Regions from separate parts of the Homo sapiens genome. Here region 1 is linked to region 2. A link is a contact called in ENCODE Hi-C or POLR2A ChIA-PET data. All regions are on one chromosome and are shown on one strand. The core of a region is the stretch at or near the end of the contact, and the rest is flanking DNA. Distances in the headings are between cores, read along the strand shown. Region 1 has its middle 95 kb from the start of LINC02941. Region 2 has its middle 48 kb from the start of LINC02941.

Region 1 (6,760 bases), core at 1,604-4,103, 45 kb after region 2:
GCGTATCTCTTGAACAATGTTACACTTTATGGTATGGCCCAGTGTCCTTCAAATCAGATTTATGTCATAGGAATAAGGCCAAAGAACAATCCCATTTTCTTTATTTTTCAAAGAATAAACTCACAGAATTATATTTCACCAGTTTCAAATACAATTCTTTGAATTTTAAGATTTCTTTTCTTTTTTTAAGAGGGTATTTTATTGAATAAAACCAGGCCCATTTGTTCCCTGATTGCATTTCTGAAGCTGCTCTGCCAAGACAACATCATCAATCAATAAGAGAATGTGTCAGCAGGGGGCTTCTCTTCTTTTTCTGAGGGTCTATGATGTTTGTTTTTCAACAGAAACTGAGCTCTAAGTAAATACAAATTTTTATTTCAGGGTAAATGTTTTCGAGTTCTACAGCACCTTTGTTTTCTGAGAATGTCAATTTTATTTTGGCTCCCAAGTTGATAGAAAAAGAAAGAAATCATTTAAAGTATCACATTTATTTCTTGCAACAAAATGGTCCAAGAAAATAGCCAAAATGTTCAATAAAACAAGGCATTTGCTAAATAAATAAAAACTCCACAGGCTAAATAGTAAATACATGTATGAATGCATGCCCACACGAGAAAAGGAGAATAAACAAATTCTGCCAGCCTTAAATAAAAAGTGCTATGGCATTATATATCTCTGTAAAGTTTATAAAACAAAAACAGAAACAGATTCAGTCTCTGTTTCCCCAAAACCTTGGTTCGAGTTTGTGTTCCGCCTTCTGAAAAAAAGGAACTTGAAATTAAACATGAAACATGGTCGTACTCAAATTCTTCAAAACATACTTGTTAGTGAAGTTCCAAAGTGTTGACATCAGCAGGATATTCACAAACATGTGGGAAACAATTCATGCACTTTTAGTTACTGATAGAGTATTTGTTTGCTGTTTTACATGTTAATTTAACAACGTCTTCTGAGAATCAGAGACATTCATGTCTCATATGGGCTATATCCTTTATATCAAAAACTGTCATTCATACATCCCTCCAAGTCTCTATAAAGTTGTCTGCAAGTTGAAGTTTTAATGAACACAGTTTAAAGGGCCACAAAATCAAGTGGAAGGTTGGCAACCATCTGTTGAATTTGTGTTCCATAGATAGACAATCCCCACCATTTAGAAACTGGAGTGGATTGTTTTGCCCTGAATGGTGTGAATTTCCTCTCCAGGCAGTCCAAAAACACAGATAATGACCACGTTGTACTGGAGAGGCCTGGCCTGCTAGCTTTGAGACCAGAAATAAAATCATACATTGTATTCCTTTTTGAGGAGGTCAACTTGCTTTATGCACACTATCAAATCAATTCTCAAAGCATTCCATTGAAATGAGCAAGAGGCAGCTACAATATTCACTTTACAGATGAATAACCTGAGGCTCCAAAAGGTTAAGCAGTTTTCCAAGGTCACGTTAGGCCAATTCCACATAACTGCAATTACCTGGGCAGTGCAGGCAAAAAGCAACAAACACAGAGCATAGAAGGCTTTTGCTTAAATAGAGGTACAGTACCTGCATCACTAACGAAAAACAAGGACTGGGTCAGATTTATCCAAATAAGCTGGCCTATATGCCCAGATGATTGACAATTTTCTATTCTACTTGCAACTGGAAACAGCTAGGCAGAGAGAGAACAGGAATGAGGTCACAGATCTGCTATTTATAGGATACCAGCCACCACACTCAGCTGCTTTTCAGTTAAGGTGAATATTGAATGTAATTTTCTTTCTCCAACTCCATACAGAGGAACTACTTTCAGAAAAGGAAATTATAGAATTTAATAATATTTCTTGTGACATGGTGATTTGCTTTGTGACAGTCTGCACAACTTTTACCACATATTCATCTGGGCTTATTGACCATAAATAAAAATGCAGTCACATTCTTTCTCTTACTCCATGGATTTTTTTTAAAAATAAAGCAATAAAGATTCCATGGGCTTTTTCTTTCCCTCCCACCTACAAGCTATTCATTGAATTTGCAAAGTTATAACAAAACAGAACGCCAGTCTGGACAAGGAAAGCACAACATAGCCATTTATGAGGTAAAGAATCTAAAGCCACCTGATTTGCCTGTTTGGCTGCAAGAGTTAATTCCTATGAAAAATACACTTCCTCCCATTTCCTTTGGCTGAGGCTTGTGAAGGCTGCAGACAGTGAGCGGGGGAGGGCCCGAAGCCTCTGGTCTTTTGATGTAGATATTGATGCATGACACTAGCCCCTGCGCTAAATATCAAGTTTTCTTTCTCTTCAGCATTCCTCCTAAATGGTGAAAAGGGATTCCTTTAGCCCAAATGCACAGAGAGTAGTCCTAGTTGCAGATAAAAATGGCTTGTGTTTTCTGTGACTCACCAATCATAACCAAAACTAAAACAGCAAGCTGACACAGAAAGGTTCGAGTGACGTTCGAGATTATAAATAAAAGGCAAAGAAACAAGAGAGGAACCTGCCTATGGAGTGTCTCCAATCTTTTAATTCAGAAGGGACTGAGGAAGATGAGGGGCTGAGAACTCTTTACCTTTCCTCCAGGGAAAAGACTCTTTACCAACCACCCAGGAGCGCTGGGCTTCCCAGGCAGCCTGGTGCTGCTGCAGCTGAGGCTGATCTGGTCCCAGGGCCCTGTAGCTGGTGCCTATGTTGACCAGATCAGGGATCTTCACTCTGGCGTGTGAGTAGCAATCCCCTAAACTAATCTCATACAGCATGCAGATGCCCAGGTGCTACCCAAACTGGCATTGATTTGGTCAGTTTGAAGTGGGTCTCAGGAATCTGCATTTTAACCAGAATCTCAAATAGACCTAGGACCATACTTGGAGGCTGAAAAATTTATTGATAATGCCACCTGGAGGGCATTTCCAGAACTGCTTACACATCCAGCATGCCAGAGCACCACCTGAAACCTTGCATTTGATGGATTTACAGATTTTTTTACAGATAGTTACATGTAAAGGCCTAAGAACAAATCTAAAAGATATCATTTAAAGACTTCTTTTTACTGGCAAAATGAGACAGAGGTTACATTTGTTTAAGCAGTCAGGGCTGCAGCTGTCAATTTGAAATTGACAATTGGTTTTATAGGGCAAGATTTGGCAAAAAAGATCAGAGACATTTTAACCCTACTATCCACTTTTTTTTTTTTAACACATAAAAGCTACTTGTGGAGAAGCATGGTGTGTGCATGTGTGTGTTTCTTCCACTGACCGGTATCTTCGTGCCTTGCCCCTCCCCCTCCACACCATATGCCAGTCTTTCTTCCCGTGCCCTCACTGTTCCCTTTGTCTCATTTGACAGCCCTCTTTGTCCTCCTTTTGCCATCATTCAGCTTATTGCCGATACAATAAAGCTCACAAAGAGGATTGCTCATTGGTGATGGTGTTGACCACTTTATGAAGAAGAGAAGAATTACTAAAACCACAACTCAATGTTTTTAACATTTGAAATATACAGAGTACATTCATATTGTGCCATTTGACTTTCAGAAAACAAACAAACAAAAAACCAAGGTAAATATAATTATGCCCAATGAAGGCTTGACATTGAGAGAGTGTTAGGGACTTGTTCAAGACCACATTTGAGTAAAGAGTAGAGCCCGAGCTTGGACCCACAAAAGTCACACTGCTCTTTACAGCTGTACCATTTAGAAGAAGGAGGACTCTTAGAACTACTCAGGTTTTTGACATGATTGAGGCGTTTCTGTTTGAAACTCAGGTTTTAAAAAACTGATTACATAAAACTACTGGACTGTAAACAGGATTCAATTTATCCTGAAGTAATTTGTCCAATGGTGTAAAGAAAAGCACTTTTTGCATTTTCCTAGAAAGGGGGCAGGAAATAAAAAAAAAAAACAGCATAGACCCATCATCCTGTAAACATGTCTAAGGCATAAATGCTTTTGTCTCAGTTATTTAGCCACTTCTGGGTAAATGCTTTTGTCCCGGTTATTTAGCCACTTCTGAGATTACTGGTGGTCTTCCAAGTCAATCCAGTGAATCTCTGTAAATTTTAAGGTTGGGCACTAATCTGCAAAAGAAAAATACTCAACCACCCATTCTGTTTTAGTTGGAAAAACTCAGAATTAACTGAAATATACAACAGAATTAAATGATGTTTTAACTCTTTTGTTAAATCAGTCAATGTGGTTAAAGCAACAATTCAGAAGCTACTACGTGTGGGCAAGCACAGCAGACAAGTCACGTAAAGAATTGCTTGAAAAAGCCAATTTAAGGTAGTCAACTCTCAAGTATAGCGCTGTCCTCCAGGTGTTGTAAAACATCCTGAACATCATTTGAAGCAAATATTCAAGCTATTCAAAATAGTTTGTAATTGGTTTGAAGGGGGTGTTTTAAAAAATAGCTTTGTTATTTACAAACTATTTTGAAGTAACTTTGGAGAATCAAAAAGAACTTAATGCAATTTTAATTTGCGTCCTTTATCACCAGATCAGGGAAAACTGAGTTTGCTAGGGCTATGATTCCCAGTAGTCCAAGGAAGGGACAGTGTGACCCTAAAAGCAAGTCGCAGAAACCTTCATTCAAAGATAGAGCTTTACAGTCAGATTTCTATCTTACATTTCTCCAAAGAGAAACTGACATCTCACATACCTCACGTGGCTGTTTGTTTTTGTTTGGTTTGGTTTTCCGGTTCAAAGTATGCTCTACCCTTCTCTGAGACCAATGCTTAGGACTGAGGCAATCATCTCATTTGATTGCTATGGGCAGCGAGGACTCTGAAAACTTGGCAGTACATGGACATTTCCTGCTTTATGGAGGTCAAGAGAAGCAGTGGCTGCAAATCTGAGAGAAAAATTTGACCCAAAAGAGAGATTTAATGACAAAGTGGCAATACAGAAACTAAATGAATTTTACTTGGACTTTATATGCAAAGGATGCTAAGTAAGTATTCAAGTGGACTTAGAAAGAAATTAGGCTGTGTGACTTAGCCTGCCCCAGTGTTCTCCCAAGCCCACCTGCATCTTCTGGAAGGTGATAATACTCAAAGGCATGTTACCTAGATTTTTTTTCTAACATACATTTGCATGATTGCATGTTAGAATTTGTTAGAAATGTTCAGATTTATCTGTTCTTATCTAATTGCACTTAATGGTCTACGAAAATGCCCATTCTTCGATTCTCTGGCGCCCTACCTCAACCTGCCTCCTTCATAGGGTACTCTTTCTTTGAAGACTCAGTAATACTGGTTTACAGGAATTGGGTAAGAAGTCACAGATAATGGCCGGGTGCGGTGGCGCACACCTGTAATCCCAGCGCTTTGGGAGGCTGAGGCGGGCAGATAACAAGGTCAAGAGATCGAGACCATCCTGGCCAACATTGTGAAACCCCGTCTCTACTAAAAAATACAAAAATTAGCTGGGCATGGTGGCACGTGCCTGTAATCCCAGCTACTCAGGAGGCTGAAGCAGGAGAATCGCTTGAACCTGGGAGGCAGAGGTTGCAGTGAGCCAAGATCACACAACTGCACTCCAGCCTGGCAACAGAGTGAGACTCTGTCTCAAAAAAAAAAAAAAAAGAAAAAAAGAAAAGAAAAGAAAAATGAAAAGAAGTCACAGATAGTGAAGTCACTATAGAGGTTCAAAATTTTCAAAATTGTCTTTGCTCTTCATCCTGTCATTTCTTCAACACAGTCACTCTCCCAGGGTTCCTTCACTTTCCAAGTGCCCAAGACTTGATTGATCCAACATCCCTGCTTCAGAGAATATAATCTGCTTTAACAAAATGAATTCCCACTAGGTAATTTATGACTTAATATATTCCTTCAGGCAAGAATTTGCAGAAAGATTAGACCAACTAATGATGGAGTATAGGGCATTTGCCTGTGGGCTGTTGGAAATTTGGAAGAATTTTCTTGGAGCCTCTCAAATACTGCTAAGTAGATGGCCAGCATCATCATTGTCTAATAAGCCTTTGATACAGGCAGGAGTCAGAGAAATTCTAGACAGACAGGCATGGGTCCCCAGTGAAACACCACCTTCAAGCCAAAGTAGCCTGAAACCCACAGCCCAAAGTGAGAACTTCTATTCCTGTTTGCCCACTCTCTCCCAGTTGGTTCTTTCTTAACGCCTTTTTAGCAATCGAATGTTGCCTCTTCCAAAACTACCTGCAGTCTGCCCCAACCCTCCATCCTATGCCTATAAAGATCCCAGGCTCAGTAGGTAGGAGAGAGAGAGATGGCTTGACTTCAGAAGGAAGACGGCCAGACTTTGGGGAAGAAGAGACAGCTTGACTTCAGGGAAGAGACAGCCAGACTTAAGGGAGAACTATCTGCCTTTCTCATCCCATCTCCAGCTCCCCTCTCTACTGAGAGCCATTCCTACCACTCAGTAAAAATCTCTACCTTCACCTTCCTTCAAGTGTCCACGTGACCTCAGTCTTCTTGAACGCCAGAAAAGTGCTTGGGACCCACCCAATGCAGGTACCCAGAAAGGCTGTCACACTGGCCCTTTGCCCTTGCCAGTGGAGGGCAGCCATTCCACAGGATGAGGCAGGGTCCAACTGAGTTGTTAACACACAGCCGTCCATCGGACTGCATAACTAAGGGAGCACTGTAACATCACCTCCAGGGTTTCAGGGTTGTGGGCAACCACACCTGGGCCTTGCATGGAGCTTGCTCCCACCAGCAGCTGGAGCAGCCAGCCAGGTCCCGCACTAGCTCGCTCATACCTGGTCTGACTGTGGGCCCCTCATGGAGCTTGCTCCTCCTGGTGCCCAGTCCTAT
Region 2 (7,010 bases), core at 3,351-5,850:
CATGAACTTTATTGTAATTTAATTACATATATTTAGTTCCTATTTAGTTCATATTATGATAACTGTCCCAAATCCTTTTTGAAAGAAAGAGAAATGAAAATAAATAAATCTTGCTTTAACTGAAGGTACACTTAGAAAAATGAGATCTAATACAGAGTAACAGGCTGGTAGACCCTTTCAGTCACTTTCTCATATAGCTAGTAAAAAGCCTTGAATTTTTAAGCAGAATTTGTGCAGTTTTGAGAGGAAATGTGTTCTCATGGCCTTTCACCTCACAAACTCAGTTTTTGTTCTATTTTCTTCTGCATATATCTAGCACAATGTTATGCTCACCATGGAGTCTGAATAATTTGATGAAGATGATATGGTGAAAAGCAATAAAATAGACTTCGTGAATCTTAGAAAAATGTACGTCTCTCTCTTTCCCCTGCCTCGTGTACAAACACAACTACGAACACATATACTTCTGTTAAGTCATTTGTACCCTAACCTAATCCCAAAAAGGATAAGCAGTGACATATTTGTAAAATGCATAAATATAGCAACTGTTACAACAAAATAATGAATAAAAATAAATTCTAAAAGGAAAAACCAGTGAATGAACATACACAGGAAATCCTACCTGAGGAACATTGCTGTGATTGGGCCAAGTTCTAGTTCATCATTTCCTAACAGCCGAAGCAGAGACAACATGATGGATTACAGAGCCATCATTTTCTATGAACAGAAAGCACACCAGTTCATCAACAAAGATAAACTTTCCTATCCCTGAGTTCGAAGAAGAATTTGTCAAAATGATCTTTATGTAAGGGACAGGGAGCTCCATAATGTCCCCCATAGCAATTTTACAAGCAATATAGATACGTTCCACATGGCTATTCCTCATATTGCTCTGACACTGAAGCCAAGCACATTAAAAATTGTAGTTCTATAAAGGCAACGTGGGAAGTAAAGTTGGAAAATGAAGAGAGAAAGGAGAGGTTGGAAGAAAGAGAAGACACAGATCTGCATGTTTCTGCAACATGGCCTAATACAAGCTTATGCTTAAACAATATCTAAACTGAATAAATAATACTTTCAGAATATATTGTGGGAATATCAGCGTCTCCTCTGAGCTTCTAATGAAAGTTAATTGGTAGATAATTCAGATACACTAGGTCGTTAATCATGCCACCAGACACATAGATAACAAAGTTGGTATATTATTATAATTGAATAAATTATCATATGTTTGCCATATTGAACAGTCAAATCATATACACATGAAGTGGTCTGTAGACATGAGAAAAAAGTGGTCTGTTTTATTTCGTTTTGCGTTTCTTGAGAAAAATAGCTTTGTATTTTGAATAAGAGCAAGGCCAAAGTGTCAAATTCCGCCCCATATAGCGGTGTACGCTGATATGTGTGTAACTTAAACACTTCCTTGACTGATGTGTTTAACCGGCTTCACGGAGATCTTTAAAGCATTAAAATTGTATTCCAAAGCTCTATAACTTGCCAAGAAGAAAGACAAGAGTTAGCTGTGCAACCTGTAAAGGCGAGTTGGTTACCTATCACTTATCAAACTATTAGCTTGAAATTTGAAACTATCCTTTACAATATTAAATGAAGCTGGACATTGCAAGAGCTTTGTGGTTATTGTTGGGTTTGAATCTCAGCTCTGACAAATATTAAAGAAGGAGCTTAGACAAGTGCTTCAAACTTTGTTAGCTTCAGTTTCCTCATCTGTAAAATAGTGATAATAATATTTCCCCTGGAGGCTGTCTGGAGGTTGGGAGGTCATATGGTGAATGTACTGTGCCTGAAACCTTGTGTGCAAAATAGTCAATCAATCAATCAATAAGCCATAGCTATTAAGCATTTCGAATATTATAATCCAATCTTCAGAACTAGGTCCTCCTTTCTTTTATTTATTTATTTTTTTTGAGACGGAGTCTTGCTGTTTTGCCCAGGCTGGAGTGCAGTGGCGCGATCTTGGCTCACTCCAAGCTCCGCCTCCCGGGTTCACGCCATTCTCCTGCCTCAGCCTCCCGAGTAGCTGGGACTACGGGCGCCTGCCACCGCACCCGGCTAATTTTTTGTATTTTTAGTAGAGACGGGGGTTTCACCGTGTTAGCCAGAATGAGTCTTGATCTCCTGACCTCGCGATCCACCCGCCTCGGCCTCCCAAAGTGCTGGGAATACAGCGTGAGCCACCGCGCCCGGCCGGGTCCTCCTTTCTTTACAAGGAAGCAGAGACTCCAGTTCATTCCACAAACTGTTTGCTAAAGGGTTTGTGGCCTCTTAATACCAAAAACTATATAAAAATAAATGCATATGCAAATAAGAGGAAAAACTAAGCAGCTTTGTTTGTTTTTATAAGTAGCTTAGGTTGCAAACATACCTCTTGCTTTGGCTAATATGTGAACCATATAAATCGTGGGTTTTATTCTGTCCATACCTGTAGAGGACCAAAATATTTTTTTTTAGTAAGTTTAGATGAAGAGATTTCATGAAAACTATCTACAGCAATTTATGAAAGAAAACTTAATATTTCCATGATAATTTTTGTGAAGTTAAATTTTTACATAAATGAAAAGGTGGCACATCAACTGATACAGGAGCTTTGGCAATGTGTGAAATCCATTGATTTCTCTATGGCACTGAATTAACAATAACTTCTTTTAATAAACCACCATTTGACACAATTAGCTCACTTTTTACCAGTGGTAGAGCCTCAAAATGTAAAGAAAATCAAAGAAAGCTGACGGCATCCTAGGAGAATCACACTTTGCAATGAACTGATCATGAAATTTTGCCGGTTTTGAGTGTGTGTATGTGTGTGTTTTAATATGGATAAAAACTGCATTTCTCTCTCTCTTTCTCTCTGGTAATTGTATGAGTGGGAAGAGCTATAATTCTGCAAATCAACTATTGATTTTCTTTTATTTTGTATATTATCTGCAAGAATGGGACTGTATTGACTCTCATATCTGTTTATCTTCTCTCATGTAAAGGTTGGTGTCACAGAAATAATTTGGGTTTCTGAATTAGACCAACTTGTATTTTAACTCTGTTTTCTCCTATCAATTAGTTGAGAATCTTGAGACACACATGCACACATAGAAACATCTTCAAACCTTGGTTTCTTCATATGTAAATAGGGTTGATAACAACTATCTCCTACTTTAAAGTCAATTTTTCTTTCTTAGTGGAAGTAAAAGAACTTTTTCTTCCCCTGTACACGAAAGTACCATTATACAGGAACTGACCAGAGTATGAATGAAAGCTCAAGTGAGTTTCAATGGCAACTTTTTCCTCCAACACTGAGGAGATAAGGAAAGGGAAAGAATTTCAGTTAGCCAGGGATGTTAAGGGGTGTACATCTCTACCACTTCAGGCATGAGACACACCAATGGCAAAGGAGGACTGGGGTGTTATCTTGACAGCCACTTACCCTTAGAAACCCTTTTCCCTTCTAGCAAGCCAGAAGAAAAACAGAACTATCAGGGATCCTCAGAGGGACATGAACAGGCTGCCAGGCAAAATGTGTGTGCTGTGGTCCAGTATGTCCCAGAGAAAGGCTGCAAGTAAGCCCCAGCCAGTACTATAGGTCCAATGGGGCTGAGTGCAGCCTGACTCCTCTGAGGCAAGGAGAGATGGGGAGGTGGGGGTGGGGAGCCTCATCACATCTAGAGTGAGGGAGTGCTCAAGGGTGGGGTTTTTCAAGGGGTGCCAGCAAGACAGGGCAACCCCACCCAAAGAGATCTTTTAAAATGATAGATAAAATCCAATCCCACATTTACAGTGAATCTGAAATTAAACTGTGGCGGCATAGTCAATTGCCTCCAGTAATTCTATACCTAAAGCATACAACTTTCAAATTCCTTAGGGGCTGATTTTGCGTCCAGATAAAAATCTCATTACAAAATGGCTTCTCCTTGGAAGAGTTTAGACCCCAGGAAGAGGGATTTGTCCCAGGGACCCATTCCCAAGATGGGGGTGCAAATGAAACACTGTATGAAATGTGTCTGGCCCATAGGAGGCACTCAATGCCTGCTAGTGCCTTAATGTAGTTCTATTCATTTCTCCATTCTTCCAGAAAATATAGATTTATTGAATGTCTCCTATGTGGCAAGTATTGGCCGTGGTCCTAGAACTAAGCAATGACTAAGAGAGGGAAATCCACATGCTCATGGAATAAAAAGAGCAGTTTTGACCTGTGCTTTAAATGAGTTATTCCAGACATGGTCTTGGCAGTGCAGCTTGTTAGAAAGAGCACTTTACTAGGAGTTAAAAAGATTGGAATTCAACTTCTACCATTAATTAGTTATGATTTTGGAAAAGCCATTTAATGCCCTTCGATGTCAGTTTCTTTGGAAAAGAAGAAAAAAAGGAACTTTGGATGTATAAGTTCTAAAGCCTCTTTTGTCTGAGCATAGGTAACTACATGTTTATCAAACATGTGTCCTTGGGCTTGTTCATGCCATGCCAAGTTCACTAGCCTTTTCGAAAGTGCTGTTTTTCTTGCCTGACCCTATTACCACTCTCTCTTTATGCCTAGCTGACTAATAAAGGCAGCAGAGTTCTTTCAGCCCACTTTTAGTCATGATCCTGTGGCAAAACAGTTTGCAGATCAAAGTGACTACCAAGACTTAGAGTGCAACCATTGACAAACAGGTCTCGGTTACCCTCTCCAGCAGTGGACACTGCTCAGAAGCTGTCTACACCATGATTTAACACTGTGACCTTGTTTTGAAACAGTTCTTTTTGACACCAGATGTCCAACAATGGCTATGTTCGCAGACCTTGCACAGTACCTGCAATATTCATGGATGTCATTTTGCTCCAAAATGTGCTATATCAACAGCCTGTCTCAACACCATCTCCTGTCTCAGGTTTCCTGAGAAAAGGAAGGCACTGGGGTGAAATGAGGAGACTCCACTGGATTGATGGGTGAGCCTCAGCCTTATCTAGATTCCCCTATGTTTCAGGGTAGTTTTGTGCACTTTGGTGATGCTGAGAACAGATTGATGCCAATAAGCCATTTGAGATAAGAACTAATTGGAAACAGAAGGTTGAAGAATGATTATGTTGGGAATGAGCAAAGGGGACAGACAAGTAATTATTCCGGCAGAATTTCTTTACACAAAACGCAGATGGAAGAGGGAACAAAATTCCAAAGTCCGTGGCAGAAGTACGCAGCTGCACATTTCTTTTTTGCGGAAAAGCAAACAGAGTGATTCACTGGGTTGGTAATGGGCTTCGGGGATCCCTAGGGATTCACAATGTGCTGGCAGCCCACAGCATGTAAAATAACTCAGTGGCCTCTGTGTACTTCGCCTCCTCAACTGGCTGTAATTGTGAAGCACATGGACAAGATGGAAGGGAAGGACTGAGGAGAAGCGGCCTCCTGTTTACACATGAATCACGGTGGTGGTGTGTTGCAAAGAAGGCAGAAACAGCAACGCATACATATTCCACATTTGTAACAAGCCATAGATCAGACTGGACTGCACACTTCCATTCATAAATATGAGCTCATAACAAATAGAAATCAGGGAAAGTAGAATCTTGCACAATATTCCTCAAAATTATTATAGAGTCATCAGGCTGCAGTTAAATCGAGCTCTGTGATTTCAAAACTATGATTTGATTTGAAAGGCAAAGACAATAATAATTAGTAATCAGGGTAGAAAACTGAGCATCCACCCCCACCCACAAAGAAAAATCCATCAGCAGCAGTTTTACTCAGCGAGGCTAATTAAAAGCTGTCTAACACTGTAATGCGTACAAAAATACAAAATAAAGACAGAAAACCTTGCCTAGTTTTGGTCTCAGACTTAAACGATATCTTCCTTTGGCTATTTGTGTGTGTATATATATAAATATATATTTATAGTCAACAGTGATTTAAGGACAAACGCATTCAAAAAACATTCAAGGGCATCCCTCCTAAAGCATGATATAGTCAAAAGGAAACTGGACTCCTCACTGGATGGGAACATGAAGGACATTGCAGGCTTCACAGTGATGAGAGGAGTTATTAACATGTAGGAAATTATAGAGAAAAAGAAAAAAATAAAGAGATATAAGACCTTGGCCGGGCGCAGTGACTCATGCCTGTAATCCCAGCACTTTGGGAGGCCGAGGCGGGTGGATCACTTGAGGTCAGGAGTTCGAGACCAGTCTGGTCAACATGGGGAAACCTCGTCTCTACTATAAATACAAAAATTAGCTGGGTGAGGTGGCGCATGCCTATAATCCCAGCTACTCAGGAGGCTGAGGCAGGAGAATCACTTGAATCCGGGAGATGAAGATTGCACTGAGCCGAGGTTGCGTCACTGCACTACTGCCTGGGCGACAGAGCGAGAGTCTGTCTCAAAAAAAAAAAAAAAAAAAAAAGAGAGAGATATAAGACCTCATATGAGGTAAGAGCCATAATTTGGAAACACAGATAAGAAAAAAGGTAGGTACAGTTATTCAAAAAAGAAAAGAGGTTGGGCGCGGTGGCTCATGCCTGTAATACCAGCACTTTGGAAGGCCAAGACAGGTGGATCATGAGGTCAGGAGTTCAAGACCAGCCTGGCTAAGATGGTGAAACCCTGTCTCTACTAAAAATAAAAATAAAAAAATAGCCGGGCATGGTGGTGGTTGCCTGTAATCCCAGCTACTGAGGCAGAGAATTGCTTGAACCCAGGAGGCAGAGGTTGCTGTGAGCCGAGATTGTGCCATGCACTCCAGCCTGGGTGACAGAGTGAGACTCTGTCAGAAAGAAAGAAAGAAAGGAAAGAAAGAAAGAGAGAAAGAGAGAAAGAGAGAAAGAGAGAAAGAGAGAAAGAAAGAAAGAAAGAAAGGAAGAAAGGAAGAAAGGAAGAAAGGAAGAAAGGAAGGAAGGAAGAAAGGAAGGAAGGAAGAAAAGAAAGTGAGAAAGAAAGAGAGAAAGAGAGGGAGAGAGGGAGGGAGGGAGGGAGGGAGGGAGGGAGGAGGGAGATGGCAGTAATATATTTCAGAAGAAAAACAATAGTAGA

Evidence for each region. A loop is a pair of places that touch in the nucleus more often than their neighbours do. ChIA-PET counts read pairs that join two places held with the same protein, here RNA polymerase II (POLR2A). Pooled maps may share reads with other maps.
Region 1: a loop to region 2 is called in a map with no recorded cell type, with 11 times the contacts of the local background. The contact joins two enhancer-like sites. A Hi-C loop is called at or near these places in 29 of 37 single-sample maps with no recorded cell type and 6 of 50 pooled maps. POLR2A ChIA-PET finds 5 or more read pairs at or near these places in 3 of 52 experiments (BJ, OCI-LY7 and naive thymus-derived CD4-positive, alpha-beta T cell).

What each region holds. Positions count from the first base shown.
Region 1 is chr6:139,877,969-139,884,728 of GRCh38, reverse strand. No RefSeq gene overlaps it. Among named protein-coding and RNA genes, the nearest start is that of LINC02941, 95 kb to the left of the region's middle. RefSeq lists an enhancer at 1-530. Within about 2 kb of position 2,853, at least 6 of the 41 ENCODE cell types and tissues checked have a DNase peak (open chromatin) inside an H3K27ac peak, as active enhancers do.
Region 2 is chr6:139,924,506-139,931,515 of GRCh38, reverse strand. No RefSeq gene overlaps it. Among named protein-coding and RNA genes, the nearest start is that of LINC02941, 48 kb to the left of the region's middle. Within about 2 kb of position 4,600, at least 5 of the 41 ENCODE cell types and tissues checked have a DNase peak (open chromatin) inside an H3K27ac peak, as active enhancers do.